2 separate regions of the Homo sapiens genome follow, and region 1 is linked to region 2. Evidence: chromatin loops called from intact Hi-C (ENCODE). Cell type or tissue: transverse colon. All regions are shown on one strand. Each heading gives the region's core, and the rest is flanking DNA. Links, peaks and the distances in the headings are about the cores only.

What was found. Peaks named below come from ENCODE experiments on the same cell type or tissue, not always from the same donor. Only the 100,000 strongest peaks of a DNase experiment are listed, where the experiment ranks them.
Region 1: a loop joins it to region 2, with 20 times the contacts of the local background. A loop is called at or near these places in 1 of 110 quality-filtered maps.

The regions. Positions count from the first base shown.
Region 1 is chr15:51,071,247-51,079,583 of GRCh38, forward strand. The region is part of intron 1 of TNFAIP8L3 (TNF alpha induced protein 8 like 3); the gene reads right to left. The region is part of intron 1 of MIR4713HG (MIR4713 host gene); the gene reads left to right. Among named protein-coding and RNA genes, the nearest start is that of TNFAIP8L3, 19 kb to the right of the region's middle. RefSeq lists enhancers at 5,525-6,081, 6,346-6,640, 7,687-7,846. In transverse colon, for the core only: no CTCF peak of the experiment used is centred there; DNase peaks (open chromatin) are centred at 4,345, 6,089 and 6,515; H3K4me3 peaks cover 625 bases; H3K27ac peaks cover 2,148 bases.
Region 2 is chr15:51,208,889-51,217,225 of GRCh38, forward strand. It overlaps CYP19A1 (cytochrome P450 family 19 subfamily A member 1), which reads right to left. Exons shown (of 10, transcript NM_000103.4): 7 at 6,815-6,929; 8 at 6,182-6,344; 9 at 3,432-3,673; 10 at 1-2,168. The coding sequence ends at 1,920. The region is part of intron 1 of MIR4713HG (MIR4713 host gene); the gene reads left to right. Among named protein-coding and RNA genes, the nearest start is that of MIR4713, 29 kb to the right of the region's middle. In transverse colon, for the core only: no CTCF peak of the experiment used is centred there; no DNase peak of the experiment used is centred there.

The DNA of each region.
Region 1 (8,337 bases), core at 310-8,309, 140 kb before region 2:
ACATATGGCCAAAATAGAACATAATTTAACAAACACTGTGTGGTCACCACTCAGGTGGAAAAATTCTTAATAGTTTACCCTCAAAGACAGGGAGAGGTAAAGCCCTCTTTGCTTTCAACTCCCTCTCTTCTGCTTCTAGCTCCCAGATCAAACTGCACTACAGAAGTTGTATTTTTTTTTCATCTATCCACGTTTTTATGCTTTTGTCTCATTTCATAAGTATGCATGCATCAACATCATGTTTAAATTTCACACAGAAGGTGTCATACTACACAGATCCTTCTACAACTCTTTATTCCACATCCTGTTTTCAAGATTTATCTTGTTTAATCATTTAGTTGCTTATATAAATATATATCTTCAAGTTTCCTCCTGATGGACATTTAAGTTCTTTCCATTTTCTGCAAGGAAAAAGTGTCTCCTTGTGCGCACACACACAACAGTCTCCTGGGGTCTATACCTATAACTTGATTGCCAAGGCCTGCAGCAGCAAGGGCTGCCAATGGCTCTCCAGAGAGACTGCACTCATTTTCACTCCCAGCAGCAGTGTCTTGAGTTCCTGTGGTTGCACTTCCTCATCAACACTTCAAATCATCCAACTTTTTAATTTTTGCCAATCTGATAGGTATAAAATGGTACCTTGTTTTAATATGCATGTTCCTGATTGCTGGTGAGAGTCAATGTATTTGTGTTTATTGGGCATTAAGGTTTTTCTCTTCTGCAAATTGCTTGTTCATATAATTTACTCATTTTTTCAGTTGAATTATATATATTTTTCTTTTTTGTATATTTTGCTTATGATTCTAAGCCTCTGCTGATCACAGGGCTGGCAACTATCTCTTCCCAGTCTGTAGCATTACATTTTAACTTTATTATGGTGTCTTTAATCATACAGAAAGCTATTTTTTTTTTAGATGGAGTTTCACTCTTGTTGCCCAGGCTGGAGTGCAATGGCACGATCTCGGCTCACCGCAACCTCTGCCTCCTGGTTTCAAGCAATTCTCTTGCTGCAGCCTCCCGAGTAACTGGGATTACAGGCATGCACCACCATGCCCGGCTAATTTTGTATTTTTAGTACAGATGGGGTTTCTCTATGTTGGTCAGGCTGATCTCGAACTCCTGATCTCAAGTGATCTGCCTCCTCTTAGCCTCCCAAAGTGCTGAGATTATAGGCATAAGCCACCGCGCCTGGCCAGAAATCTAAAATTTTAATAGTCTAATTTATCAATCTTTTCCTTGATGGTTGGTGGTTTCTGTATCTCATTTTAAAAATTCTTCTCTTGCCATGAGGTGATAAAAGATAACCATATATTTTCCAGAGGTTTAAAGGTTTTGTTTTTCACATTTAGGTCTTTAATCAATCTGAAAATTATCTGTACATATTGCATGAGGTTGGGAATCTTTTTCTCCCCACGATTTATTCTATTTATTGAATAGTTCATACTTCTGCTACCTATCTGGTAGGCCCCTTCTTTTCATATCAGGTTTCTATATTGCATAGATCTGTTTTTGAGTTTTTTACTCTGTTTATTAGACTCTGGTCTATTTCAGTACAAAAACCAAGTTTTCTTAATATAACTCGTAAGTCATGATAGTCCAAAGGGAAGTGCCCCTCCTCACCCTCACTTTATTCTGCTTAGAAACTGTCTTGATTATTCTTGCCTTTATTCTTCCATAGGAATTTTAGGATAATATGATCAAATGCCATGAGCACTCTATGTTGATCTGAAGTAAACTGGGATCCTTTTTTTTTTTTTTTTTTTTTTTGAGACAGAGTTTTGCTCTTGTTGCCCAGGCTGGAGTGCAATGGTGCAATCTCGGCTCACTGCAACCTCCACCTCCCGGTTTCAAGCGATTCTTCTGCCTCAGCCTCCTGAGTAGCTGGGATTACAGGCATGCGCCACCATGCCTGGCTAATTTTGTATTTTTAGTAGAGATGGGGTTCCTCCATGTTGGTCAGGCTGGTCTCAAACTCCCGACCTCAGGTGATCTGCCTGCCTTGGCCTCCCAAAGTGCTGGGACTATAGGCGTGAGCCACCACGCCCAGCCTAAACTGGTATCTTTATGATACTGAATCTTCCTCTCCATTAACATGACATGTCTCTCCATTTAGTCATATCTTCTTCTGTGTCCTTCAATTATGTTTACAGTCATCTCCATAAATCTCTTGCATATCTTTCATTAGATTTACTTCTAGCTACCTTACAGTTTTGGTTGCTGCTGTTAATTTTTTTCTATTACAGTTTCTAAATGGTTATTAATGATGCATAGGAACCCAACTGATCCCTGTATACTTATCTCCAATTGAGACATTTTGCCGAGCTCTGTTATGAGTTCTAATTTATATAGCATCTCTTGGACTTTTTAATGTAGACAACATTGCCTACACAAAATGATTGTTTTCTTTGACCCCCTATTTCTTTTTCCTGCTTTATAACACCGGTAGAAAACATCCAGCACAGTGTTGAATAGCATTACATGGCATCCTGGTCTTGTTCCTAACTTTAACAGGATTGTCTCTAAAATTTCCCTGAGTATGCAATGTTTGCTGTGGGTTTTGATGGATACCCCTTATCAAGTTATCTTCCTTTTATTCCTATTTTGCTAAGGCATTGTTTGCTTTTAAGTAGAAATGTATCCAATTTTAGCAAACAATTTCTTTGTATCCACTGAGATGATCATATAATTTATCTTATAATATGTAAATTTAACCAATTATTCAAAGACTTTTTGATTTAAATCATCATTATATTCCCAGGATAAGCCCTACTTGGTCAATGATGCATATGTATTTACTATACTGGTGAATTCTACTAGTAAATATTGCATTTTGCAACTATACTCAAAAGTGAGATTGGTCTATAACTTTTTCATAGTACTATCTTTGTCAAATTTTGATGTCAGAGAAGACTAGTCCCATAAAACGGATTGAGTAGCTTTCCTTCTTTTTCTGTGTCTGAGAGTGTTTATGTAAGGTGGGGATTAACTGTTTTTTGACAGTTTTAGTAAAACTAGCCTGCATTTCACTCGACATTCTGAGGATATCTTTCCATGACAACAAATGTACTACATCATTGTTTTTTGACAATAGCACATGCCACCATTTTCTCTACTGGTCCCCTCTTGGTAGGTTTCAAACTGTTTCCAGTTTTTGCTATGAAGTATCTGCAGAAAGTAACAACCTAGCAGCAGGCTGCCTGTTGGGGAAAAGGGTGCCTTTTGGCACATGGTAGGATTCCCTTCTAATGCTCCTTCCTAAGTAACAAAGTAACAGGAGATACTGAAGAGGAGCTCCATGAACAGACCTCTGGCTCTGCCCACCGGATCCCATCCCTCCTACCAGAGGCCTGCTTGCCCAATTCAAAGCCAAAAGGAGGCTCAACTCTTCACAAAAATGGTTTTGCCCTAACCCAACTGGCTGAAATAGTCGGGATGACAGCCAAACAGTACCAGAAGTCAAGCCAGCTCTCCCTAAGGGTGCTGCCCTGGCTGCCAGCCATGCCCTGACTCTCGTGCCATAGCTGAATCCAGTGGACCCTCGCCCAGGTGGAAGAGGCACAGCTGACAGGTTGTTTGTTGCCGCTGAAGGTCCCCTCCCACCATGAGCCCCTGGCCAACCCTTATATCCCTCTTGTCAGGGAGGCTGGCCCTCACACCTAGCTCAGTGGTAGCCCTGTTCCTGTGCTGCACTGCGACTGGCCATCTACTTTCCGCATCCGGTGCTGAGTTCTTAGGGATTGATGCTCAGAAGACCTGTGAATCCCCATAAGCAGAACTGCCTACTATGCAGAAGTTACTCAGTATATGTCTTGTATATATGTCTCAGTAAATGAATGACTGATGAATGATTTTAGCGTGTTTGTTCTTGTTCTTTGAGGCTCAGATTCCATCAGTTCAGGACCCACACCTGGAAGGAGGTGCATATTCACAATGTGCAGGTGGAACTGAATGTACTCAAATGCCTTCTGAACTAAGCACAAGGTCCACCCTTTGCCTTTCATACGGAGCTATCTGCTTGGCCCACTTGGGTTCTGCCTGTCTTTGACCCAACAACAGCAGCATCACCTGGGGGCCAGAGGGATTGCCCACCATGCTCTCAGTGTTCAGTTCCAGCAGTAAACCCTTTCTCCATGGCAGAAGCACCCCTCCTTCCTGCCACCCCTGGAGCCTCCCCATTTACGCCCCTTCACACTCATGAGCTATTTTAATATACTCAGGAGCTGTCGGGCTTGGAATAGCACAGTCCACGTTCTGTCTCTCTGGGCAATCCTCTCTCTCTCTGCTGGCAGCTCCCAAACTTTCTCTACCACGGCAGGCACCCAAGAACTCAGGCTCAGAACACCAGACTGCTAACAAGGACACCAGTAGGATGCCACATTCAGAGCCATGGGAGCATGCCAACACCGTAATATGTGAAATTAGTAAACAGTCTAATGCAATAAAAATGTCAGTCTTTGGAATGCTGTAATTTTTGGAGGATGGATGCAGAACCTAAAATGTGCAAAACAATAAAATGGAACAAACTCGTCTATCTTGGAAAAAAGAAACAAAACATGGCCTGTGACAGTGGACTGAGGCTACTGGAAGGTGCTCTAATTAATTAATGTAGTAACATGTAAACCCTCAGCTTAGTGAGCTTAACAACAACTAGACAAACTGTTAGCTGTACTTGAGAGGTCAGAACACACGAGGGAGAAGAAACCAGAAGGTACTTCTGTATGGGAGATGATTTGGCAGACAGCATTATGGCTTCCTCAGTGTTCTACTTGATTTTTTTTTTAGTGAAATATGAATCCTGAACAATGACATTTTTGGATTTCAGTCAATCTGAATGCGGAACAGCAGGAAAGGGACATGTAATATATTGCTTATAATCTCCCTTACATATACTCTGTAGTAAAACTGGTTTTGTTTACGGATTTAAGACAAGTCAAGCCACATTTTTAATATCTGCTGGTGTCATGGTCAATATCTGGCCTGTGGAATGACAGTGTTGAGGGATGTTGTTAGCAGATGGGAGGTGGGATGACACCCGCAAGATCTCCTGAGGTTGGGCTCCTAAGCTCTGCTGGGACCGCTACTGTGATGGAACCACTCTGAGTCCAGGGGGAATCCCATTCACATCACGTAATGGGAGGGGCCAACTAGCTGTGGAGGCTTAACTTCCTGGAAGTTTCTCAGAAATGTGACTTTCTCTCAGGCTTCCTTTCTAAATTAAACTCTAAGGCCACAAATGGCTAAGAATAGAATTTTTTATACTTCATGGTAACGTAAAGAAGTACCACCAAAAGGTTTCACTGTTTTCCAACCAAATCACCAGGTGTGGTCACTCAAAGATGCTGAGAATGGCTGTCCTGCACAATCAAGATGCCAGGGTGTATCCATGGAGTAGCTAGCTCCTCGGATACAGGGAAAACGAGAGAGCCCAGTCCTGGTCCTGACTTTTGCCACTGAGCCAGCAGCAGGAAGTGGAAGACAGAGCCCGGCCTCCAGCCCTGCCCTGCCCCTGCCACCCCCAGCGCACTCACTGTGTGCCATGGGCCCATCTCTTTACCTGCTGGTTTCTGGGTCTGTTAAATGAGAAAGCAGACTAGAAGATTCTGCTAATTTGCTTTCTCAATTTAATAGTAACCCCTTAAGTATGATAAATTGAATTTTTGTCATCATCTGGGCACGCATCAGATGTGCGCTGATGCCTGTGGAGAGGTCCTCCGCGTTCCTCCTCTCCCGTGCTGGATTCCTGCCGCCCCCCATTCTACTCCCGCCATTCTTCGTAAATGGAATCCTCCTGCTTCTTTCTCACTGTGTAACACCTGGGGCATCGACCTTGGAGCCTCCAGCTTTCCTTATCTGTGACTTCCCTCCAAAATGCTGCTCCCTCCCCTGTTTCCCTGGGGCCCTTGACTCCTCCATTAGACCTCAGCCTCCTCTGTCAGTCCTTGGCCTGTGCTCGCCACAGAGCGTGCGGTCAGCAGGCGTCATGCTGGCTCTCCCCAAGGCCTCTTCCTGTGTTGGCCTCAGTGCCCACAGACCAAACCACAGACTGCCAGGCCCCCAGGCCCCGGCAGGCCGCCCTGTGCTGACGTAGCTGTGGGTGGGACTCGTGTCCGAAACCTCAAGGCCAGCCCTTCCCGCTGGTCCCATATCCCAGCTGCCCCGCCTGTCTCCCCAGCCTCTCATCCCGCTTTGCTCAGCGCAGCTCCTCCCTAAGCCAAGCACGCCCTGCTGCCCACCCCGCTCCCATCTTATGCAAGGGGGCCTAGTCAAGGAACCCCCACCTGGCTTCAATTGTTTGTACCCTGGCAGTTCCGAGAGGGGAGACCTTTGATAGAGACAGGAGACAGCCAAGGGGTCCCTTGCAAAACACCCCATTCAAGCCTAAAACAGTCTGAAAGCTGAAAGACCCGACTGCCGGTCCCGTAAGAAACCCGCAACCCAGAGGGAGAACACCCTTGTCTGCCCTCCCTTCCCCGACAGCTTCTCGCTTAATAATATGCACATGCGCACTGGGGGAACAGGGGGCGGAGCCTCAGGATTTCGCGCCTTGGGCAGGGGGAGGAGCCTGGACTCCAGCTCGAGTGTGCTGGCCTGGAATTCAGTCTGTGAGGTGGAAGCCTGTTAGCAGGACCACTTATTTTTTTCTCCGAGAGCTTTCTTTTAATAAATTCTGCTCCCCTCACCTTTCAATGTGTCTGCGGACCTCATCTTTCCTGGTCATGTGACAAGAACCCCGTTTTAGCTGAACTAAGGGGCAAAAACTTCTGCATCACCTTAACTGTCGTGTTCACCGTGGCGTCCCTGACATGTGCTAGGAACTCAATAATATACATTTAAACCTCAAAAAATAAATAGTGATTGGGCAGCCCCGGAAGAGGCCTGAGGAGGGAATGGCCACGGCAGGACAGAGGAGCTGTGGTTTTATTCTTCCCTGGCTTTCACCACAGACTCCTTGGTAACCGCTCTCACCAAGGTCACCAAATAATCTTGTAATTGGCCCTGAGGAGTGTTTGGAAACATGGGAGGGCATTTTCGGTTGTCACAAATATAAGCGGGGGCGGGGGGTTCTAAAGGCTGTTTCCGGGGGGCAGATATGCTAACTACTTGTAATCCTGGAACGCTGAGGGCACCCCGATACACACGGCTTACCTGGTCACCAGCAGCAGGGGACCCTCTGTTGGTCTTGCTTTCCTAACCCCACCTCTTCTGGCCCTCCTTAGCCTCCTCCAGGCCTCCTCCTCCTCTGTCTATGCTTCATGTCTGGGTGTCCTCCTGAGCTCACTCAGGGTCCTCTTCTCTCGCTAGACACTTCCCAAGTGTGAGATGCCACCCCTGTCCCATGGACTGACCCCTGCCCCGCATGTTCCCCAGTCCAGGGGACTCTCCCATCCATAACTGCTTGCCTGATCCCTCCCCCTCCACATTCAACATTTCTCTCAGCTCCTTTCTCCAACCCTCCTGAAGTCCTCTCCTTGTATGATACGTGACTCTGCCACCGGCCTGTGTCCAGACAAGAACCTGGGGACCATCCTTGCCTTATTTCTCTCCCTCACCTCCCATATCTAACGAGGCCTCCGACTGTCTATTCAGCTTCTGTAACATCTTTAAATGCACCTGCCTTCCTCTGCCTCTCTTTCGCTACCTCAGTACAGACCCTCATGGTTTCTTCCCCGAATGCTTGTCTGTCTCCTTGCTCATCTCTCTACCCCAGCTACTGTTCTATTTTCCACACCAGGCTGACAGCAGGCTTCGATGATGCTGCTCCTCTAGAAAAGGCCTTGAGGGGATTCCCATAACCTTCAAGACAGCCCAGACAACTCTTTAGCATGGCACACCAGGCCACTGAACTGACATCTGTCTTCTCTTCACCCTCTACAAACCCTAAGCTCCCAGCTCCAGGCCACAGGCAGGTCTCACCTGCACCAGGCCTGGGTCCCCTTGCACTTTTGCATTTTCTGTCCCTGTGCTGGGACACTGACCTCTTACTCTCTTCCCAGCCCAATTCCTGCTTAGCTTCCAGGGCTCCATTTGAATGACTTCTGACTTCTAGGCAATTTCTTTTTGCAATCACCTGCCCTGTCACTTATCACCTTGTGGAGCAATCAGTCATCCACTAGCTGGATGAGGAATTTTATCACCCACTGGTCTGTGAACTCCTTGAGGGCAGGGACCAAGGCTTATTTATCTGGGCAACTGTAGCTAGGGACTGAAACAGAGAATGTTCATTGCTTGAATGCATGGCTCTCACTCATGACATTTTATTGAAATGCATTCACACTCATGTCAGGAACAATAATGATAATGAGAGCTGGCATGTCCTCCAACCAGGGGCCTGAGACA
Region 2 (8,337 bases), core at 288-8,287:
GATAAAATACACATAAATGTCCCAAGAGTATTGGATGGGTGAAGTACATGGATCCAAAGTTGGGCTTCTTCCACCATGCAGCTCCAGCCAGAGGCAACGTAAACAGAGTGTTACTAATTTTCAAGTGAATTAATTGGGACACATTAAATTGCAAATCCTGGCCTTGCTTTTAGGGGTCTAAGTTATTTGGATGATTGTCTTGACCTGACTACATACGTATTCAGGTACACAGGCATAGTCCATATATTTTTAGGCCATATAGATGATCCAAATAATTCCAAGCTCAAATAAATGTTTTATTCTTTACTAATGTCCATTCTTGAATTCTTGGAATACCTACCTCTTTATTTGGTTTCTGCATCAGTTGGGAGTATCTCTGAGCAGGAATGTCTATTCAGAACTGAGCTTGGGAGTGAATACAGGGAGACAGGACAGGGAAATGGGGATGGAAATAGATTACAAAAGAAAGAAAGTAGCTCCTGCTTTCAGGGAGATTACACTGTCATCTTATACTCAGCTTATTACTAGACAGTAGGATGAAAAGAACAGTCAAATGGGATGGCAATGGATTCAATGACAAATATTTACCTATTTGTAAATAAGTTTAATTTTTTAGTTTTTCAATGACATTCAGTAGAGATAGTTATATTGGCTATATAACACAAGTAAAGTGGTGTTTGGAAAGTTCCTCCATTCATTTGATTTCCTTTAGAAAGCGAATTCCAAGGTGTGCAATTTATCCATGACCACATACAATGATTCAATGAACTAGATAATGTTAAATCTCTCAGGTAACTGTTAAATTTTGAGGTAGGATTAAAAAATACTTCAGGGGTTCTACTCTGACCACGTTCTTTACTGATCTGTTGCCCTTGGCTTTGGGGTCATGGGAAGAAAGAGGGAGAAAATGTCGAGGGAGAAGGATAAGGGGATGAGAGGAGTACCCCTTAGAAGTTTGAGCCCATTGGGTTGGGACTTTTCCTCCCCCAATCACTGAAGCTGTAGTAAGAGCAAATCAATGTCACATTTACAGTTATCTCTTGGTTAGCCACACTAATTGAGCTAAGCAAAAATGGGAACATGCCAAAAGGATTTTTATTTGAATTTGAAGTGCATCATGTGAATTTTTTTTTCTACAGCAGACACAGGGCCCTAATAATACTTAACCCAGGCTATTACTAAATTAGTTTGTATTACTTGATGATTATATATAGTTTGTATTACCTGAATCTACAGGTAACACAATGAATTGTAGCACAGGCAAGTGGCTGAGGCATAAATCGACAGACTGGGAAAGAATTTCCTCTGATTAAACTTTTGCCACAGACAGATCATATGTAGACAAACAGGAATTAATTGGGCTTAATTCACAGCAAGGGTCAAATGCTGAATTTCTAAGCATTTCTCCAAAGACTATGAATGTTGCTTTTCCACCTCCACAGAAAACAAAATTAAAGTACTTTAATTCACACTAGCAGGTGGGTTTGGCCCCAGGTACCCTGACATTGGCCTGGTCTTTCTAATCAACTTGAGTGTTTCTGCCCCAGACATAAAAATCCCCTTGGGTTGAGGCAGTAGAGCTCTACTGGGGAACCAGACATACATTTTGTTAATGAAGGCCTATCCTTCTCAAAGCACATTTGGTGGAATCGGGTCTTTATGGATACGGTTTCTTCACCGACTATTTCTCCCTCAAACTCTTGGCCTCTGCTTTTTCTCTTGTAGCCTGGTTCTCTGGTGTGAACAGGAGCAGATGACAAATAGCACCTAGCTTGGTGACAACCCATAGGAGGTATGCCTATAAAATGCCATGGGCCACTGAGTGTTCACTGTGAGGATGACACTATTGGCAAGGATGGATGATTTGTATGTGAACTACTGATGAGAAATGCTCCAGAGTGGGTACTGACCAGCCTTCTCTAGTGTTCCAGACACCTGTCTGAGTTTCTTGGGGTAAAGATCATTTCCAGCATGTTTTTAGTCTCATCTGGGTGCAAGGACAAGTCGTGTATCTTCTGTATGCTCTCAACACACTGTCCTTGCAATGTCTTCACGTGGAATCGTCTCAGAAGTGTAACGAGGATGGCTTTCATCATCACCATGGCGATGTACTTTCCTGCACAGCCACGGGGCCCAAAGCCAAATGGCTGAAAGTACCTATAAGGAACCTATGAAAATGATCAGACAGTTAGCCAGAATATTAAAGGCTAGAGTCACTCAGTCTCTGTTTGATTCATTCTGAAAACATGGGTCAGTCAGAACACTGTTTTGGGGTTATCAGCTACAATGCCCTCCATCCCCTCAGATGAACAACTGGAACTCAAGCCCTTTCTATGTCCTATTTCATTCACCCCCTGTGTTCTGACCCAACCTCAGAGAGTCCCCAGTTTTGCCTTTCATGTGCTGGGGTAAAGCAATGCAAACCAAATCTTATTACAGCAAGTGTTAGTATAATCAGGTAGCTCTGTGGAATAGCCACAGATTTACTATTGTTTTATAAGTCACTAAGGCAAAGATTATTTTTGTGTGACACCATATAAGAGATAAAGGCAAGCAAGGATGTAGATTCCTGGCCTATTCAGTGCCAAGCATCTAACTATTTGTAGTTATGCAGAAAATTAATGAGGACCACAGCTGTCTTGTCCACATTTGGACTTAGTGCCTGGCATATAGTAGATGTTCAATAAATTTTTGTTGATCAGTTGACTGATTTACATAGCATTATCTGGATTGCCCGTGTAGAAACAAAATGAATTAGAGTACTGAATTATTTAGCATCATGTTTCTACACCATATGCAAATTGAAAAAAGGGCACTTAGGGAACTGCGTACGTAATTCAGATTGAAAAACATATTGCCTAAAATTTGACATAATGAAGGTGGAATCTGTAGTACACATCAATTATAAAAAAAGAAAAACTGTCTCTCTTCTAATTATTAAGTCCTATTTAGAATGGGACCTACTGCTCATGGGGCCATTTGATGAGCCAAAGGCACTTTGCAAAAACCAAATCTTTTGGTCTCATTTGATTTTCATCTGAAGCAGTAGTGGACTTTCCTTTGCTCAGATGGTGCTATAGCTGAATGTGATGACATGATGACAAAGTTTAAATGGAAAAGTAGGTTGGTTGGGTTAAACAAAAATCACTTCATTTTAGCCAAATGAAGGGCCCAGCTTTTTCACATTTTGACCTATTTTGTGGCCACCATGTAGATACTTCTTAGAGCTGGAGACCCAACATCCTTGAAGGCTTGAGGATGAATACGGGAGCCCTGCTCCAAGCTAGGGGACGTGTGTGCTCCTGGTGAGGTGGCAGAGGGAATGAGTAAGAAAAATGAAGTATTTATGGTGCAAACACAAAGAACCAGAGAGGATTTAACAGTTGACATTTTCAAGAGTGGCACACTCAGTTTTAAGGAAGGGCTCTTACATTCTTTGCAAAATTTTCAAGAGTAAATTCATTGGGTTTGGGGAAAAACTCGAGTCTGTGCATCCTTCCAATATTCAGGATAATGTTTGTCCCCTTTTTCACTGGGTAGCCATCGATTACATCATCTTCTAAGGCTTTGCGCATGACCAAGTCCACGACAGGCTGGTACCGCATGCTCTCATAAATGAAGTTTTCCATCACTTTTAATTTTTGTATATCATCAATCTTTATGTCTCTCTCACCTGTGGAAACAGATAAAAGGAACAAAGAAGGTAATGTTAGTTTCCATCTGTGATTGGTATTAAAGCTTCTATTTTTTTCCACAGAACCGTTTGCTCTTGGTTGAAAAAAATTGTGGCTCTAATTCTAATGCACACCAGCAACCAGGGCCAAATATGTTATGCTTGGGCCACAGAGTGTTTTATAAAAATTCAGATATGAAGCCAATTACCTTAAAAACTGGTGGAGTTTATAGAAAAGTCTGAATGTCCAGAAAATTTGGTGATGCTGAACTTACATTCCCACATAGCAATAATGGGCTGACGCTGAGTGGCCAATTACCTGTTTAGAGGGGGCATACATCATACAGTTCCATCTAGACCACACCCAATCTGCTTCAAACATTCATCTCATGTGCCTGCTTTCTGAAATCTTTGAGTTTTTGTTCCCTACTCTAAATTGTAGGGGACATTCATTTCCTCTCTTCACTTACGAGCAAACTGGCACCACAACCATCCCAGAGATGATGCACAGGCTGCTGCAGAGTCAAAGTGAGATGGCAGATTTGATCTATTTCAATGAAATTTTCTCTTCTGGTTACCTGTGCAGTCATCTGCCCATACATGTCACTGATAGTCCCTCTGCATCTCATCAAGAAAGACCTGCAGTAGAGTGACAAGGATGTTCTCCCCACCACGACAAAATAGGTGCCTCAGATCAGCCCTGGGTGAGCTGGGGATAGATGGACACCCTCACTGTCTCAGATTAGCCTGACACTGGTCAAAGAGACTTAGATTATTCCCAGACATGGTAAAGCTTCAGAGATGCCACTTTTGCAGGATGAAAAATAGCCCAGGGTCCTGAGGCAGCCCTGTCTCATATACAACGAAGCCACTGAGGAAAGGTCTAGTTTGGTCAGAGTCTTCTCATGGCCCTTCCTCTTACATACTGCCCTTGGCACACTCAAGGGTCTAATGGGGCCTGTATAGCTGGGGTTGGGAGGTAGAAAAGAAGATGATGGAGAAGGTGACCAAAGGTGCTCACTAGGAAGTAGTTAGCGAGTCTGTGTGTGGCACACAGGAGGGAGCATGGACGCTTGCAAATGGCTCTGCTGCTTTTCCATCTTTGCAGAGGCCTTTTGAAGTGTCAGGGGAACATTAACATGTACACGTACATTTCACCTCTCAAATAAATGGTATTCAATATGTATTAAAGGCTTATGGTTTCTCTGAATGCCCTCCTTCGGTCTCTCTTTACTGTATTGAGCTTGTTTTCTTTTTCCCACCAGACCATGAGCCCCGTGAGTGCAGGGGTGGTGTTGGCTTGTTCAAGGCTGTAGCCCTGCACCTGGCACAGAACCTGAGAACCTGCTAGGAGGCACTCAAGAAAACATGCTGGAATTTGGATTCCAGATGTTATTCTGTATCCTTGCTATCTACCTTGCCTGGAAACTTCCCACCTGTGTGAGGCATCTGCAGATCCCTTCTCTCCCATATTTAACCCTTCGATGAAATTTTCCCTTACGTTTAACTATTTCAAGGAGCACTCCAATGGTTTGAAAAAGATGATGCCCTTCTACAACCAAATAACTTGTTTTGCAGGGTCTGTGTAAAGTCAAGAGAGGGAAGTCCACATTCTGTGATCTCTCTTCACATCTGTAAGAAATGTGTTCCTAAAAGATTACTTATGTGAAGGAAGTGTCAAATGAGGAATTCTGCTTTCTCCCAGAAAGCAAGTTTGATTTCTTTCAAAGATGGCCTTGTTTCTGTAGAAGAGTGGAGCAGGATGAAATTGAAGCAGAGACAGAGTAGTGAGGCGGTAGAGTTGGAGAAGACCTGAGTGTGGACCTGGAAGCTCCCCTGCAGAGGGCAGGGGAGAGGAAGGGGCTAGCATCACTGGATTGGAGTGGAGAGGGAAATGTATCACTACCCTGTCTTTGCTGTCATCCTCTCCTCTTCCTTCTGCCACAAACTGGAAGTTCATTTGTGAAGGGGCTGCTTGAAGCCCAGAAACAGTGCTATAAATGATAGACTATCACTTCCCTGGGACGATAATTTCCCTGGGAGAGTCCACAAAAGTCTTTTGTAACTGACAAGGTAGGCAGAACATTGTATATGATCCCATGTTTTTGTAAAATGGACAAATCCAACCATAAATATGTGTTTGTGGGCAAATAGAAAAAGATTTTAGCAAATACACAGCAAACTATTAACAATGGTTGCCACTGGAGAGGGGAGATGAGGCTGGAGAGGAGAGCGGAAAGGATTGGGGGATGTCACTTACTGCTTTACACATCATTCTGTGATTTAAATTCCTCCCAATGAGCATGCATCATTTTTATGATTAAGAACACAGAAAGAGCTATCTTTTCCGTCTATCTGGTGTAATCAAATGTGACAGAATGTCTTGCTTTATTGTTTGGAGCAAATTATAAAAAATTTCATGTTTGATATCAGATTCTTAGGACATAAGAAATGGACATTCAGAAGAAATTGTTTTTAAGATGTATTATTTATTTGATAAATTCTTACCAATAACAGTCTGGATTTCCTTTATTATTGCCTCTTCAACATTAGGGTGCTTTGCAATGAGAAATAGCATGAAGAACAAAGAGACAGACATGGTGTCAGGAGCTGCGATCAGCATTTCCAATATGCACTGGTTCACATTCTCTCTTGTCAGGTCACCACGTTTCTGAACAATTGGAAGATGGGAAAAATTTGGAAAAGTGAATCAAAGTTTCAAAAAATGAGGGGAGGTGACACTCAAGGATCAACAACCTCAACAAAATGAAATCATAGAAACCACATGTCTCTGTGATTGACTGTGGACATTTTACATGACAATCTTTAGCTGAAAGATGAACGATTAGGCCGACTGTCTATGTATATGTAGTGTCTTTGGCCTCCCCCAACTTGTTTTCATATTTTATACTGTTACACAGAAGAGTCACAATCTTAGCAGTCAGTCTTACTAGAATGTTCCAATCTTAAAAGCCTTACTGAAATATCTAATGTGTGGGCTATTTGGATTGGGATTACAGAACTGCTAGAGAAAGTATTTAAAAGCAGAAATATGCAACAGTTACAAAAGGGGATCTTTACACACCTCTACACAGTCATAACATATGTGGCATGGGAATTACAGTTAGTTCAGGTCAGTACCTCTGCTAAAATCAACTCAGTGGCAAAGTCCATACATTCTTCCAGTTTCTCTTCTGTGGAAATCCTGCGTCTTTTTTCTGCTATCAGAACTTCTATGGCATCTTTCAAATCCTTGCTGGAAAAAAAGTCAAAATATTGTCTATTTTTACTCAGTTTAGACATCTAGCGAAACAGATTTATTTGCCATGTATTTAGGTAAAATGATCTGCTTTAATTGAAAACATTGGTGCTTATGAGTAAGTGAATTACTATTTTATTTCTTCATAAATACCCTTAAATTACATAGACCCTACACTTCATGTTAAGGTGCCAGAGTTAGCTAAGATTTCTGGATACTGGTAGCGAAATCAAGCCTGTGACTTCTAGTTAAGGGTTAAAAATTGATATCAAAAGGCTAAATCTAACAATGTTTTCCAATTTCTGATTTGGCAGGCACAATGTTTAAATTAAAAAAACAAAAACAAAAAAACCTGTGAGTGCTGTCAGGTGCTCTTCAGTTTGCCACAGGAACCTCCATTCCCTTGTCTTACATTCCCATAGCCTGCTTTTTCTTTTTTTCTTTTAACTGAGACAAAGTCTCAATCTGTCACCCAGGCTGGAGTGCAGTGGCATGATCTCAGCCCACTGCAGCCTCTGCCTCCTGGGTTCAAGCCATTCTCCTGCCTCAGCCTCCCGAGTAGTTGGGATTACAGGCACCTGCCACCACGCCCAGCTAATTTTTTGTATTTTTAGTAAAGACAGAGTTTCACCATGTTGGTCAGGTTGGTCTCAAACTCCTGACCTCAGGTGATCCACCCACCTCGGCCTCCCAAAGTGCTGGGATTGCAGGCATGAGCCATTGCACCTGGCCCCCATAGTCTGCTTTTATTTGCCTAGTCCTGAAGACAGTTGAGTTTGAGATTCCTGTTCTAAACAGTAAACTCCAGTGACTAGGTATCATTCTTGATATTTATTCTCATGCCTTGTTAGTTTCTGCCACATTGTAAACACTAATATGTGTTGAATGAATTACCAGCTGCATAAATATGTATAGGCATTTTGGCAGTGTGGTTGAAAGAACACTTGGACGGGGTGGGGTCAGGTCCTAGTTCAGGTTGTTCTCTTTCTATGTAAGATACTTTAAGTCTCTGGGCCCTACATCCTTTTAAAGTGAAGGGATCAGACTGGATGAAAAATAAAGTCACCTTAATCTAAATTCAATTTTTCTTATCTCTGTCCTTAAGTGTATGTGTTCTTTGTAAGTGTATTGTTCCCTTATCTCAGGGAACAATGTTCTGTATTACGTTAAATGTACAATAAATCCATCTTCCAAATTCTAATTGACATGTTCACCTATACACTTAAATACCCTACTGATCCACACATTCATCAAATGTTTGCTAAGCATCTCTTATATACAAAGAACAGATATTCACTCAGCTGGGCTGTGGTGCCCTCTTCCTAGTAGGCTGAGAATGCTCATAGCATTCCCATCTGGGCACTAGCCCCAAATGGTCTGGGAGGTGTTGGAATGCCCCAGCCTC